Linked DNA regions of Homo sapiens: region 2 is linked to region 1. A link is a loop called in an ENCODE intact Hi-C map of the cell type or tissue named here. Cell type or tissue: dorsolateral prefrontal cortex. All regions are shown on one strand.

What was found. A loop is a pair of places that touch in the nucleus more often than their neighbours do. Peaks named below come from ENCODE experiments on the same cell type or tissue, not always from the same donor. Only the 100,000 strongest peaks of a DNase experiment are listed, where the experiment ranks them.
Region 2: a loop joins it to region 1, with 8 times the contacts of the local background. A loop is called at or near these places in 25 of 110 quality-filtered maps.

What each region holds. Positions count from the first base shown.
Region 1 is chr5:152,528,828-152,536,827 of GRCh38, forward strand. No RefSeq gene overlaps it. Among named protein-coding and RNA genes, the nearest start is that of NMUR2, 130 kb to the left of the region's middle. In dorsolateral prefrontal cortex, CTCF peaks have their summits at 3,996 (motif pointing right) and 4,197; no DNase peak of the experiment used is centred here; H3K4me3 peaks cover 419 bases; H3K27ac peaks cover 433 bases.
Region 2 is chr5:153,143,596-153,151,595 of GRCh38, forward strand. No RefSeq gene overlaps it. Among named protein-coding and RNA genes, the nearest start is that of LINC01470, 180 kb to the left of the region's middle. In dorsolateral prefrontal cortex, a CTCF peak has its summit at 4,993 (motif pointing left); no DNase peak of the experiment used is centred here.

The sequences.
Region 1 (8,000 bases):
CAGTGTGCTCTTCTGCTCCTCCTGACGTCCAGCAGCTTGTGTCTGTGCTGGCTATGGTCTGGGAGTTTTTATGGGCACAAAATGGGGGCCAAGGCAGGCCAGAGTGGTCTTGGAAAATACATCATTTGAGTGTGAAAACAGGAGTGCCTGTTCTCACTTAGGTCTGTGGGCACAGGACTGAGGGTGGAGCCCTTACCAGGGACACTGCCCTTCTCTGTCGAGCACTTCTCTGCCCCCCTCCCATATCAATACCAACTTTGGATCAGACAAAGCCAAATAAATACCCCTAACTGATCACATAGGATGCCCCACATTTAGTAAATGACCTACAGCCTCCCCAGACCACTAGCTTACAGTCAGGGCACACCTGAAGTGTTCCAGTGTATCCACTCTAAAGCTTCTCCACTGCCCTGCCTGCCTTTGAGTCTCTGTTAAAACACTAGGGGTGGTGGCTGGCTCCCTTACTACAGCAAGCTCTGAACAAATAGGACTTGCTTGTTGTCATTGGGTTGGTCTTCATTTATTTCCATTTACTGTTGTATCATAAGGACTAGGTCAGAGAAAAGAAGCAGGAAAAAAATGTGCCTTCGTGGAACTCACATTCAAGTGGGGCAGTGATGAGAGGAGACAAACAGCAAAATGTAATAAGTAAGCAATATAGAAGTATGGGCAAGTTATAAGTGCTATAAATAAAAGACATGGGAGCTGGGGGAGGAGATTGCAATTTTAAACAGGGTTGTCAGGGAAGACTTGCTAATGAGGTGACATTTGAGCAAAGCCTGCTAGGAATGAAAGAGTAAGTCACACAGAGGCAATGGGGGAGGGGAAAGCATTTCCAGGAGGAGCCTCAAGGCAAAGGCTTGGAGGCAGGAGGTGCCTGGCAGTTTTCAGAAAAAGTAGGACTTGTGGCTGGAGTAAAGGGAGAGGGGAAAGAGAGAGGTGTGGTCAGAGATGTCAGGCAGCCAGAACATGGAGAACTTTGTAGGTCATTGGAAGGACATTGGCTTTTAAGCCAAGGAGATGAGAAGCCTTTGAGCAGGAGTGGCAGGACTCTTGTTTTAAAAAGATCTCCTGGCTGAATGGGCACTGTGGCTCATGCCTGTAATCCCAGCACTTTGAGATGTGAGGGGGGAGGATCACTTGAGGTAAGGAGTTTGAGACCACCCTGGCCAACATGGTGAAACCCATTATCTATTAAAAATACAAAAATCAGCCAGATGTGATGGTGCATGCCTGTAATCTCAGCTACTGAGGAGGCTGAGGCAGGAGAATCACTTGAACTCGGGAGGTGGAGGCTGCAGTGAGCCAAGATTACACCACTGCACTACAGCCTGGATGACAGAGTGAGACTCCATTTCAAAAACAAAACAGAAAACAAAACACTCCTGGCTTCTGTATTAAGATTAAGTAGAAGGATCATACGCCCTGCCTTGTGCAGGACGATCCTAGTTTATGCCTATTGTCCTAGCCCCTTTCACTTTCAAAAATGTCCCAAGTTAGAGGATGAAACACAGGATCTCCCTAAGAATAAACAACTAGGGGTAAGGATGAAAGCAGACACAACTAGGAAGCTGGTTTAATAATCCTGGTTACAAATAGTAGTGATGTGGAAAAGGGTGATGGCAGGGGAGGTGGTAAGAAATGTTCAAATTAGGCTTTATTTTCAAAGTGGAGCCAATGGGATTTCTACATAGTTCAGATGTGCGGAGTGGTAGAACGAAATGTTAAAAATGACTCTGCTGGGTTTTTTTGTTTGAGTGAAGAGAAAATGCATTTTTGTTAACTTAAATGTGGAGAAACTGGGACCTAATTGTCAGGGGAAGACTGGGAGTTTGGTTTTGGAAATTTTGTTTTTGGGTTGTCTATTAGATAATTGGGTGATAAAGAGTAGCCTCTGGAATGAATTTGGAGTTTAGGGGAGAAGTGCAGGGTAAATGTGTTTTCTCCATTTATTGAGTGCAATGTTTTACAAATATGCAGTTCCCTGTTAAAACTAAGTAGGCATAACTCAGCTATTTGCATCTAAACTGTCCCAGAAGTCAGGGCCTGATATCTCTTTTCTTCCTGTTTCAGTAACCACTTCTGTACCTTATGCTTTTAAGATACTTTTTTTTCTCTTTCTTTTCTTTTCTTTCTTTCTTTCTTCTTCTTCTTTTTTTTTTTTTTTTTTTTTTTTGCAATTCTAGTGGGACTCAAATGTAACACACTTTTATTGTTAAAGTCTAACAACTTAAGCAGAATTGTGATTTCAGACATTCTTAAATTTCCCTGGAAAATGAGAAACCTGTTGGACCTTCAGATAAACTCTTGCCTTCACTTCTAAATTATTTTCTTCCAATACCTATTTGAATATTTTTTTCTATTGCAATTAGTTTTTCTTCTTTTTCAGGGGAAGCAATTGTTCCTGTAATGGTCCTCTAGTATCTGCTCCCGTCTACATAGTTATATTTTTCACTAATCATTTTTATTTTGGTCTTTTTTGACTTCAACATTATATGTGATTTTTTCAAGCCTGCCTGCAACATCACTGACTTACTATTTTTCATAAATGCCATTTCTGCTTTAACTCCTCATCCTTTTAGACAGTATATGCAATACCAGTATTCCTGTACTGTTACTTTTCTTTTTATTGTGTGTTGTGGATTTATTTCATGTTTTAGAGCATTCATATTTCCTTAACAGGGAAAAGCAGTTGGAATGTATTATTTTCTTTGCTATCTCTCGTATTCCATATCTCTTTCATTCTTTCAGAGGTTCTGTATTAGGTTATTTCTTCTGCTTACCCGTCATTCAAAATGGGCAATTCTATTCAGTCCATAATAGTAAATATGGTTATTGAATGAGGCAGATTAAGTAAACCTCCAACAGAAAGCAACTTTATTCTTTTACTATTGCTGTTACTCTGTACTGTGTCAAACCGCCTTTCTATAGCCCTGACAGTACCTTGAGTATATTCCATAGCTTCTGATGTCACTTGTAGTAGTAATAAACTTCTCCAGGCATCCAGGCATCCTTTTCCAGGCATCCAGTCTAATATCAGCTTCAAGAGTTCTTCCAGTTTTTGCCTTTACCCCTTTTCTGTTGAGCCTAATCCAGGCTTGGTTACCAATGGAGAAGGCGAGGGATGGTTGGACAGCTTGGACATTTGCTCACTTGTGCTTAACAGGACTGCTCTGCCTCCTGTATGACTACAGGTAGGGCTGTGAGATAAGAGAAGAGGCATTAAAGTCTTATAGGACAGACGGGGTTGTAATCCCATGTTGATGCTCTCCAGCTATGAAGGCCGGCCCTATGAGGCTTTTGTGTAGACCCAACCTCTTCCGCAGAGGCATCCTGAGTCATAAGATGCCATCTGGGACTGTCTGCTGCTTAAGGCTCCTCAGTTGTGTCTAACAGTATGAGGTTATACATACAAGAATACATATTACATAGCATTGTTAGCGGTTATTATTACTCTTGTGAATGGTACTATTGTTACTACTGGTATGAGAGAGATTTTAGCCTCTTAATTTTGGCTAATTCTATGATGTACTTGTATAAGACAGGTGATGTTTAAATGAGAAATCATAACTAACTTTACTTGGCACTAGATATTTGAGAGAAATTGTATGTATTTATTTGTAGATTATATTCTGTTTTATTAGGGAGGAAAGAACTTAGAGGCTGAGTTTATTTCCATCATTAAAACAAAATAGATAACCAAGGCCCAGAGAGAAACAGAGGCCTGTCTACTCTCCAGGCACTAACAGTCAGGACTGGAACACAGAACTTCAACTTCTGTGTAGTTGTCCTCAGTTTCTGTGCTTTCTCCTTCTGAGGGGAGGTGCTCCGTACTTCAGGACTGAGTGTAGATCTCACCAGATTCTTCCTGCCCTCTTGGTGGGTAGCTCAGTTCTGACACATGCTTTGATAGATAATGCAACTTTTCCTTAAGGAACAAACCTTACCCTTTTAGTGAATGTTTGTAAACCTTTTAAGAATATAGCCACCAGATGTCACTGTAGGCTAGCTTATGCCAAATAAGACTATTGTATCTGTTGTCAGATTTGCTTTGAGGAGAAAATGGGATCGAATAAATGCTATACATCCTAATGTTTTAGCTTATAAGGGAATTTCTAGGGCTGTTTTGAGACAGACCACCAACCATGAGAACAAAATGCGAAAGAATCCTACAGACCCTGGTCTCTTGGTAATTACAGTTTAGTGGGATGTGCAGGAGGAGTCATGTGCAAAAAATTACATGTTACCCATCCCTTTTGCTTGCAAGTGAAATAGACCAAGACAGAAGACATCAGAGTGAGCGGAAGAAACAGCTGACAACATCGAAAGGGAGAAAATTGCAAGAAGTCTTGATGGATGTCTTAGATTTGGGTCTGTAGAGCGTTGAACCTGGAAGACGCCACTTGATGGTTAGAAAGGGGTGGGAAGGAAGGCAGAGTTAAATGTACAGCAACGTAAATGAGTGAAATGCCTGGACTTTTCAGAAGAATGGGAAGAGACTAGTTAACCATTCAAGATGGGATAAGTCCAAGAATGGTAGCGTGTAAGGCTGGCAGTGTGGCCTGGTGGGACAAACACAGTTTTTACAGACAGGCCACCTGAGTCCAAATCCCAGCTGTGGCACATACTAGTTGTTGGAACATACTCTGGGGCATGTTACCAACTCAAATTCCTCATAGAGAAAGTGAGATGATAATATATTCAACTCATAGGATTATGGAAAGATTGAGTTTATATTTTTACAGTGTTTAGAAAAGTGTCTAGCACTTAAGTACTACATTAAGTCTTTGAATAAATAAGTTTCTGTATAGCACTAGGCATAAGAAGTCAAAATAAGGTTAATGATTAAAAGGCAATAGTTTTGTATTATTTAAGGAATATTTATCTGGAAGTGAAGTGAACATAGGCCTGAGATATACCCAGATCAGCACCTGTTCACTGAACACTATGCCAGACATTTAATGGGTGTGGAATAAATTTTAAAAAACCTATAATGGTGTTGATAATAATTTCTATGTACTGAGCTGTAACTAGGGTCTAGGAACTAAGTTTGAAGTACTTTAAATGCATTACTTTAATCTCCAAAATTTGTAGGGTAGGTTATTATTATTTCAGTTTCATAGATTAGGGAAGTGAGACCCAGAGAGAATAATTAATTTGTTCAAGGTCATACAAGCAGTAAATAGCAAAGCTGAGATTCAAACCCAGAACCTGATCATTTAACCACTGCTCGAAGTACCTAAAAGACCTTGAGGCATACTATAAAATCACATTACTTTAGAGCCAAGAGGGACTTCAGTTTGACTGACTCGTTTTATGGATGAAGAAACTGAGAATTATAAATTTTAAGGGATGTATTCAATGTCATTTGGTTGAGGGATGGATGATATAAGAACTTAAATTTTCTGTTCCCAGTCCAGTTCTGAATATAAGGGGTTTTAAAAGTAAACAGGAAGTATCAATCCAGCGTATTATTATTCAAAGAGACTGTGCTAGATCTTTTATTTGTCTTTTGCTGACATTTTTTTTGTCTTGCTTCTGGTATAGTGTGAACTCTAGTGTGTTATAGTGGTCCTTGTTGTTTAAGATCTTTTTTCAAGATATAGAGTGGAGTGGAAACCCGCCTGGAGAGTATATAGTATTTAGTTCAAAATGTGAGTTACGTAGTGGACCTCAGACAGTAAAATCAGCTTCCTTGTCATCAGAGAATTCCAGGCAGGATAAGTTATCAACCTAGAATAATTCATGGAAGTTCATGTCCTCTACCAGGTCACAGTAATTGAAGTTTAATAGATTGCAGGCAGTGGAGGCAGAAAGGTGTAAACACTAATACATGACTAATTGTTTATTCCAACATATACAATAGACTGAAAATGAGTGTGAATTATAAATATGAAAGAGAGAGTAGATTAAGCCTTTGCATGATTAATGAGAAGTATATGTTGGAGAAAACAATTGTTAGTGTATGAGTGTTCACAGCTTTTCTTCCTTTACTGCCTGCCAAGTGGAATTCTGCCTGCCACGCTGTTTCTGGGATTCATTGTAAAAGCAGGATTGTGGGTAAGAGAGCTAATGGAAGTGAGCACAGATAGGCTGGATGGATTTAGTTTGGAATGAGCAAAGATGTCTCTTAGAAGAGGGGAAAAAACCAAGGTGGGTGGGATAAGAAAGATAAGAGTCAGCTTGGGGTGGGTTGAAGAGAGTTTTGCAGTTTTGAATTACAGTCAGTTGCTTTACTATGATAAATGAGGTTTAGATGCAATAGATGGATACAGAGAAAATCTTAAATTGGTAGGAGTTCTGAAATATACCTGCTATGGTTTGGATGTCCCCTCCAAAAGTTATGTTGAAACTTAATCCTCAATGCGGCAATATTGAGAGGTGGGGCCTTTCAGGATGATTGAACCATGAGGGTTTTGCCCTCAGGAATGGATTACTTTGTCCATAGACTAATGGATGATCATGGGAGGGGAACTGGCGCTTTATAAGAGGAGGAAGAGAGGCTTGAGCTAGTACGTTAGCACACTTGACCCCCTCGCCATGTAATGTCCTGTACCACCTCGGAACTCCACAGAGAGCCCCCACCAGCAAGAAGACCTTCATCAGATGTGGCCTCTCAACCTAGACTTCTCAGCCTCCTAACTCTAAGAAATAAATTTATTTTCCTTATCAAATCACCCATTTTTAGGAATTGCATTTTAAGCAATAGAAAATAGACGAATATAGTATTTCCTGGGATTTTACTACAAGGAAGCCTGATACAGACTCAAAGGACTCCTTAATTAAAATTTGAACATTAAAATAGTGGTTTTTCTAAATGTGACACCAAGCCATGTACTAAGTCAGAGGCTATCAGATTGATCTGGTCTAAATGTGAGGGGGAAATACATTTGTGTTGTACCTTAAACTCCTAGTAAGATCTTCACTTGTGTAACATCCTACTATACAGGACACAGTTTCCCAAACTGTATTCCTTGAGTCACTTGGATTAATTTTGTTAATAAGTGTTTGTACAATAAAGTTTTAAAACTAATACACGGTCTCTTCCATTCTGAGTGTCATGGAGCACATTAACATAGTAAAACCACCCAGAAATTCAGTATAACAAGGAAAAAATTTACATTTGACCACTGTTTTTCAGACTTAAGAAAATGTAGAACACCTATTACTTAACATCTTATGGGAATATTGTTTCATGGAATATTGTAGGAAATGCTAGTTCAGTTGAAAAAGTGTAGGTTTGGATAGCTGGAAACTAATTCCCAATTCTGGCCTTGTAAACTACTTAGCTGCAGTCAGTGCTACTCAAAATATGACCAAGGACTGCCAGTTTGCATACTACCTGCTATTAGACTGCACTACATAAGAAACTAGAATGTAATGAAATGTATAAAATAAGCATACAATTTAGTTGAGCTGGGGTTATTTGTAGCCAGACTTCGATGAAGGAAGTCATAAATGCTGATTTATATTCCATTACAAGTCTGACACTCTGAGTAGTATTAGCTGCAGTGATTGTAGTAAGTGACTTGATCTTTCTTTCCTTTTTTTTTTTTTTTTTTGAGATGGAGTCTTGCTCTGTCACCCAGGCTGGAGTGCAGTAGTGTGACCTCAGCTCACTGCAACCTCCACCTCCTGGGTTCAAGCGATTCTCCTGTCTCAGCCTCCTGAGTAGCTGATATTACAGGCACGTGCCACCATACCCAGCTAATTTTCGTATTTTTAGTAGAGACGGGGTTTCACTCTGTTGGCTAGGCTGGTCTCGAACTCCTGACCTCAGGTGATCTGCCCGCCTCAGCCATTTGTCCATAGATTAATGGTGGGATTACAGGAGTGAGCTACCATGCCTGGCCTCACTTGACCTTTCTGATTTAAATTTCACTTTCTCTCAAATGATTAGGTAGGAAAATAAACATGAAGATTCAACCTATTCTGAGTTCTATAACTCTAAACCTGGTAATCTTCTGGGAGCCTAGGGTCTTGGGAAAAAACTGAATATC
Region 2 (8,000 bases), 610 kb after region 1:
TACCACAGCCAGCAACCACATTACTACTAGGGTATATGAGAACAGGCCCTCCTGGACAAGGTCCACCCCAAACCTCCATGCCTGAGCACACTGCCCACTGACCTTGGGATCACCCTGCTTGATCCACCACCATTGACACCTGAGCACTCCTCCTTGCCCACCACCCAACTTGCCACCACCACCACAGCTGGAGCCAACCTGCACATGTCACCTGTGGGCCTGGAAACTGACCCACCCAGACCATCACAGACATCATCAACACCAGAGTGGATCACTGGGAAGTCAGAGGGTTGCCCTACCAATGCCACTTCCCTTGCCCATGCCTTATGTACTTCACAGGTGCCTGAGGACCTGCCCACCAACTTGATCTACTACTACTACTGCTGGTACTTGAGCAAGCTGCATGGAAACCCAAGAACTGACCTGACTGGACCTAAACTGCTGCTAGCGTACACTGCTCTGGGATGCAAGGACAGACATGTCCAGTCTGCCATTGCCACCACTGAGGCTTAAAGAATAGACCACCTGAAATGTCCTACCCAACCAACAATATAAATACATCTTCAGGAAAAAGCTCTTCCCTAAAAAAGCAAATTTGAAAAATTTTTTTAAAAAGTGGTTGTTACACCAGATATCAATAAAAGAAACAGGGAATAGCAAAGAATTATGAGACCTCAAAAGAAACATAATAATCATTTAGCAACAAATTCCAATGAAAAAGAAATTTATAAAATCCCAGAAAAAGAATTCAAAATAATGACATTAAAAAGTTCAACAAAATACATGAGAACATAGATAATAATACAAATATTTTTTAATTCGATATGAATTAGAAACTTACCAAAGTGATAGATATCATAAAAAAGAACCAAACAGAAATTCTGGAACTGAAGAATTTATTGAAAGAAATACAAAATGCACTCAAAAGCTTTAGTAATACATTAGATCAAGTAGAAGAGTTTCAAGCCTTGAAGAAAGATCTTTTGAAATGATCCAGTCAGACAAAAATAAATAAATAAAAGAAAAAGAATAATCAAAGCTCACATGACATGTAGTACACAATAGAGCAACCAGATATTTGAGTTTCTGGTGTCACAGAAGAATAGAATACAAAAGGGAAGGAAAGCCTTTTCAAAAATAACAGAGGAAAACTTCCAAAGTCTAGAAAAAGATTTAGATATTCAGATATAGAAAATTTAGAGATCCCAAACAGATACAATTCCAAAAAGCCTTCCATGTGACATATCATAGTCAAGCAGTCAAAGGTAAAAGACAAAGAGAGAATTCTAAAAACAGGAAAAGAAAAATGTTTTGTCACTTACAAAGGAATATTCGTCAGACTAACAGTGGATTGCTCAGCAGAAACTTTACAGGCCAGGAGAGAATGGGATTATATAGTCAAAGTGCTTGAAGAGCAGAACAGAACAGAAAATTAAATAAAATAAAAGTAAAGAGAAGAAAAGAAAGGAACTATCAGTCATGGATGCTATACCCAGCAAAGTTAGCTTTCGTAAATGAAAAAGAATACATAAATAAAGTCTTTCCAAGACAAACACAAGCTGAAGAAATCCAACCCTACAAGACTGGCCCTACAAGAAATACATAAAGGAGTTCTAGGCTTTAAAAGGACAATATCTATCATCATGAAAACACACAAAAGTATAAAACATCCTGATAGAGCAAACACACAAATTATGAAAAGAAAGGACTCAAATGTTTTCACTAGAGAAAACCAATAAACAAGGAAGAACGATGAGAGAGAGAGAGAAACAACAGATACACAAAACAATCAGAAATCAATTAATAAAATTGATTTTAGTAATTGATTTAATAAACAATAACAGGAAAAAGGTCTCACATATCAATAATAATCTTGGATGTAAATAAACTTTTCACATATCAATAATAATCTTGGATGTAAATAAACTTTTCATATAAAAGACTGGCAGAATGGATTTAAAAAGTGACTCAACCATATGTTGCTTAGAAGAAAATTATCTTACCTATAAAGTCAAACATAGGCTGAAAGTAAATGGATGGAAAAAGAAATTCCATGCAAAGAGAAATCAAAAACAAGCAGGAGTAGTTATACTCGTATAAAATGAAATGTATTTTAAGTCAAAAAAGTAAGAAGAGACAAAGAAGGTCATTGCATAATGATAAGAGTAACAATTCAGCAAGAAGATATAATAACCGTAAACATATATGCACTAAATACAGGACCCCCAAGACATACAAAGCAAATACAAAACCTCCCTTAAATTTAAAGGGAGACAAACTCCAATATAATCATAGTTGTGGACTTCAATACCCCACTGTTAGCATAGGACTGATTATGTAGAAAGAAAATCAATGAAAAACATTGGATTTGAATTGCACTTAGGAACAAATAGACCTAACAGGAATTTGCAGAACACTTAATTCAACAGTTATAAAATATACCCTCTTCTCATCAGTACATGGGACATTCTTTAAGACAGACTGTATGTTTGGACACAAAACAATTATCAACAAATTAAAAAATAATCTGAAGTCATATCAAGTATCTTCTCATATCACAATGGAATAAAACTAGATGTCAAAATAAGAGGAGCTTTAGAAGCAGTAAAAATATATGAACATTAAACAACTTGCTTCTGAATGACCATTGGGACAATGAAGAAATTAGAGGGAAAATCAAAAAATTTATTGAAACAAACAAAAATCAAAACATTACATAGTAAAGTCTATGGGATACAACAAAAGCAGTGCTAAGAGGGATGTTTATAGCAATAAATGCATGCATTTAAAAGTTAGAAAGATTTTGAATAAAAAGTCTAGCAATGCACCTCGAAAACCTAGAAAAGCAAAAAGATGCCAAACTTAGTAGAACAAAATAAATCAGGATCACAGCAGAACTAAACAAAATAGAAACAACAAAAACAGTACAAAGAATCAGTGAAATGAAAACTTGGTTTTATGAAGGTGTAGAAAAATGGAGAAACAGGTAGACTAACCAAGAAAGAAGAGAGAAGACCAAAATAATAAAATCAGAAACAAAAAAGAGGTGTTACAACTTACACTATAGAAGTATAAAATATTATCAGAGATTATTATGAACAACTATACATTAACAAACCGGAAAAGCTAGAGGAAACTGATAAATTTGCAGACACTTACCACCTACCAAGATTAAATCAGGAAGAAATACAAACAGATCAATAATGAGTAATATGATTAAATAAGTAAAAATAAATGTCCAGGACCAGATGGCTTCACTGCAAAATTCCACCAAACTTATAAAGAGTTAATAACAATTCTCTTCAAACTATTTCAAAAATTTAAAGAGTAGGGGATTCTCTCCAACTCATTCTACAAGGCCAGCATTACCCTGCTACCACAACCAGGCGAGGACACAACGACAAAAATAACTTACAGGCCAATGTCCCTGATAAACAGATGGAAAAATTCCCAATAAAATATACACAAACTGAATCTGACAGCACATCAAAAAGATAATACACCATGACAATGTAGGATTTATCCCAGGGATGCAAGGATTGTTCAACATACACAAATCTATAAAACGTGATAAACTACATCAACAGAATAAAGGGCAAAAACCATGTGATTATATCAATAGGCACAGAAAAATCATTTGATAAAATACAACATCTACTTATGATAAAAATTCTCAACAACATAGGCATAGTAAAAACATACCTCAACATGATAAAGTCCATATATGAGAAATGCAAAGCTAAAATCATACTGAATGGGGAAAAGCTGAAAACCTTCCAAGAACTGGAACAAGTAATGGATGCCTACTTTTACCATTCCTATCAACATAGTAGTGGAAGTCCTAGCCAGAGCAATCAGGCAAGAGAAAGAAGTAAAAGTCATCTAAATTAGAAAAGAGAAGTCAAATTGGCCCTCTTTGCAGAAAATATAATCTCAAATTTAGGGGAAAAAAAAAGGTTCAACCAAAAAAACCGTTAGAACTGATTAATAAATTTAGTAATTCAGGATACAAAATCATCATACAAAAATCAGTAGTATTTCCATACACCAATAATGAACTAGCTGAGAGAAAAGTTAAATAAGGCAATCCTATTTTAAATAGCTATTTAAAGATACGTAGGAATAAATTTAACCAAGAAGGTAAAAGATCTCTACAGGGAAAACTACAAAACACTGATGAAAGAAATCGGAGAGGACATAAACAAATAAACAGAGTAAAGAAACAATCTGCAGAATGGGAGAAAGCTTTGCAAACTATTCATCCAACAAGGGACTAATATCCCGAATATACAAAGAACTCAATTAACTCAAAAGTAAAAATATATATATATAGATACCATTAATACATATATACACAGTAAAAAAATATATATCTCCAGGCATTCAGAGCACTTGCTTGCCTGGTTCAGCAGCCTAAGTCATCTCACTCTTCTTGTGCAGAGATCTTGGTATGGGGGAGCCCTCTTTGCTCCATGCCCTGGCAGATCTCCAAGCATGAGAGTGCCAGATGGAACATCAGCCTGAGCTGCTCCACTCTACCTATGCAGTGATCCTGGTGCAGGGGAGCTCTCTCTTGTCCACACAGGCAGATCTCCAGGCATCTGGAGCACATCGTCTCCTGGATTGAGAGTTTAGGCTGCCCCTCATACCCCTGTATATAATTTGAGGCTGAGGAGGTTTCCCAGCTCCATGCCTAGGCACATCTCTGGGCACCTATTGATTTCCCACTGAATTCTCTTTCAGGGCTGGAGCGTGTGCCTGCCACCAGGGAACCTGTAGACAGAACTGCCTCGTCTGATCCAACCCATCTTTACCCTCACCTCCCCGCGGCTGATCAGGGAGCTCAGACTACAGTACACTCCATGAATTAGTCCATTGCCTGAGACAGCGGAAAGCTTCTCCTGGTAAACAAGGATCAAGTATATACCCAGCCACATTGGCTGCAACTTGCTGTTACCTATAAGCGCCATCTACTGGCTTGTAAGTTAAACTTCACAGCCCAACATGAAAAATGCTAAGAGAAGTGCATAGGGCTATAGAAGCAAAGCCCATAGACCCTAACCAGTATTCTCTACAGACACATGCCCTAGGGAAGAAGATAAAGAAAAACGGAAAGAAAAAATATTATATGGAAAGAAAGAAAAAGCAAAACTTCTACCCGCATGAAAATAATTACAAAACTAGAAATGCCAGCATCTCTAGAAGAAAAGGAACCAGTTTAAGAATCTGGCACTATGAAGAATCTGAATGTAGTGATACCACCAAATGATTGCACTAGCTCGCCAGTAATGATCCCTCACCAAATGAAAACTCAGAAATTACAGATAAAGAATTCAAAGCGTGGATTGAAAGGAAGCTCAAGGAGATCCAAGAGAAGCTGGAAAATCAACACAAAGAAACTTCTAAAGCAATCAAGGAAATGTAGGAAGAGATAAACATCTTTAATAATATCAACTAGAGCTTCTGGAATTGAAAAACTCACTTAAGGAATTTCAAAATACAATTTAAGGCTTTATTAATAGACTGGACCAAGTAAAAGAAAGAATTTCAGAGTTTAAAGATCCATCTTTGATCTAACCCAGTCAGACAAAAATTTAAAAAAAGTTAAAAAAGCCTTTGAGAAACATGGGATTATATAACATGACCAAACGTATGCATTATTGGAATTTCTGAAAGAGAGAGAGAAAAAGTAAACCAAATCAAAAATATATTTGAGGAAATAATTCAAAAAAAATTTCCTAATATTGCTAGAGATGTAGACACTAGATACAAGAAATCCAGAGAACACCTGCGATATACTATACAAAATGAATGTCACCAAGGCATATGGTTACTGGACTTTCCAAGATCGATACTCAAGAAAAAAATCTTAATAACAGCTAGACAAAAAAAACATATCATGTACAAAGGGAAACCCATCTGGCTAAAAACATACTTCTCAGCAGAAACTTTACAAGCCAGAAGAGACTGGCGTTCTATGTTCAGCATTCTTAAAGAATTAAACATTCTAACCAAGAATTTTATATTCTACTAAATTAAGCTTCATAAGCAAGGGAGAAATAAAATCTTCCAGATAAGCAAACAGTAAGAGAATTTATTACCACTAGACTAGCCTCACAAGATATCCTTAAGGGAGTTCTAAACATGGACATGAAAGAACAATACCTACTACCACAAAAACACACTTAAGAACATAGCCCACAAACCCTATAAAGCAAACACGCAATAGAAACTACAAAGCAATCAGCTGACAACTTCACGATAGTATCAAACCTCACATAATAATATTAATCTTGAATGTAAGTGATTTAAATGCCCCTCGCAATAGGCACAGAATGGCAAGTTGGATAAAGAATACAAAACCTATTTTTCTGTTGCCTTTAAGAAGCTCATCTCATACGTACCAGTGCCCATAGGCTCAAAGTAAAGAATTGAAGAAAGATTTACCAAGCAAACAGAAAATAAAAAAGAGCAGGGGTCCCTATTCTTGTATCAGATAAAACATACTTCAAGCAAATAAAGTAAAAAAGGACCAATAAGGGCATTACCTAAAGATAAACTGTTAATTCAACACAGTATTTTTAACTATCCTAAAAATATATTTACCTAAACTGTAGCCCTCAGATTTATAAAACAAGTACTTTTAGACCTATGAAAAGACTTAGACAGTCACACAATAGTAGTGAGGGACTTTAACATTCCCCTGATAGCACTAGAAAAATAGCATTAGACTGATAGCATTAGACGTGTGAAAACTAACAACAAAAATCTGGAATTAAACTTGACACTTGACTAATTGGACCAAACAGACATCCACCCATTAGCCACAGAGTATAAATGCTTCTCATATGTACAAAAAACATACTCCAAGATCAACCACATTCTCAGCCATAAAGTGAGCCCCAATAATTTCAAAAAATCAAAATCTTACCAACCATACTCTCAAATCACAGTATAATAGAAATAGAAGTCAATACCGTGAACAGCTCTCAAAACCACACAATTTCATGGAAATTAAATAACTTGCTTTTGAATGGCTTTTGGGTAAACAAAAAAAAATGCATAAATCAAAAAAATTATTTGAAATAAATGAAAACAGAGACACAACATACCAGAAATCTCTGATGCAACAAAAGTAATGCTGAGGAAAGCTTATCATGGCAAGTGCCTACCATCAAAAAGAGAGATCTCAAGTTAACAATCTAACATCACACCTAGAAGAACCAGAAAAACAAGAACAAACTAACCTTAACACTAACAGAAAAAAATGAATAACTAAAATCAGAGCAGAACGCAGAGAAATTGAGAACCCAAAATTCATACAAATAATCAACAGAAAGGACAAACAAGATCAACAGAATTCTAGCTACAAAGAAAAAAAAATACAGAAGATCCAAATAAGCACAATCAAAAACAACAAAGGTGACATTAGAACCAATCCCCCAGAAATACAAGGGATCTCAGAGACTGTTATGAACATCTGTATGCACCCAAACGAGAAAATCTAGAGGAAGTGGATAAATTCCTGGAAACACACAATCTCTCAGGATTGAATTGAGGAAATTGAAACCCTGAACACACCAACATCAAGTTCTGAAACTGAAACAGGAATAAAAAAACCTAACATATAAAAAAGCTCCAGACCAGATAGATTTATAAACAAATTCTACCAGACATGCAAAGAAGAGCTGGTACCAATTCTACTGAAGCTATTCCAAAAAATTGAGTAGGAAGGACTCCTCCCTCACTCATTCTATGAAGCCATCATTACCCTAATACCTAAACCTGGCAAAGAAACAATGAAAAATGAAAAACTACAGGCCCATTTCCATGATGAACATAAACTCAAAAATCCTCAGCAAGTTACTGGTTAACCAAATCTAAAAACACATAAAAATTTTAACTTACTGTGATCAAGTAGGCTTCATTCCTGGGCTGCAAGTTTGGTTCAACATACACAAGTCAATAAATGTGATTCACCACATAAACTGAATTAAAAA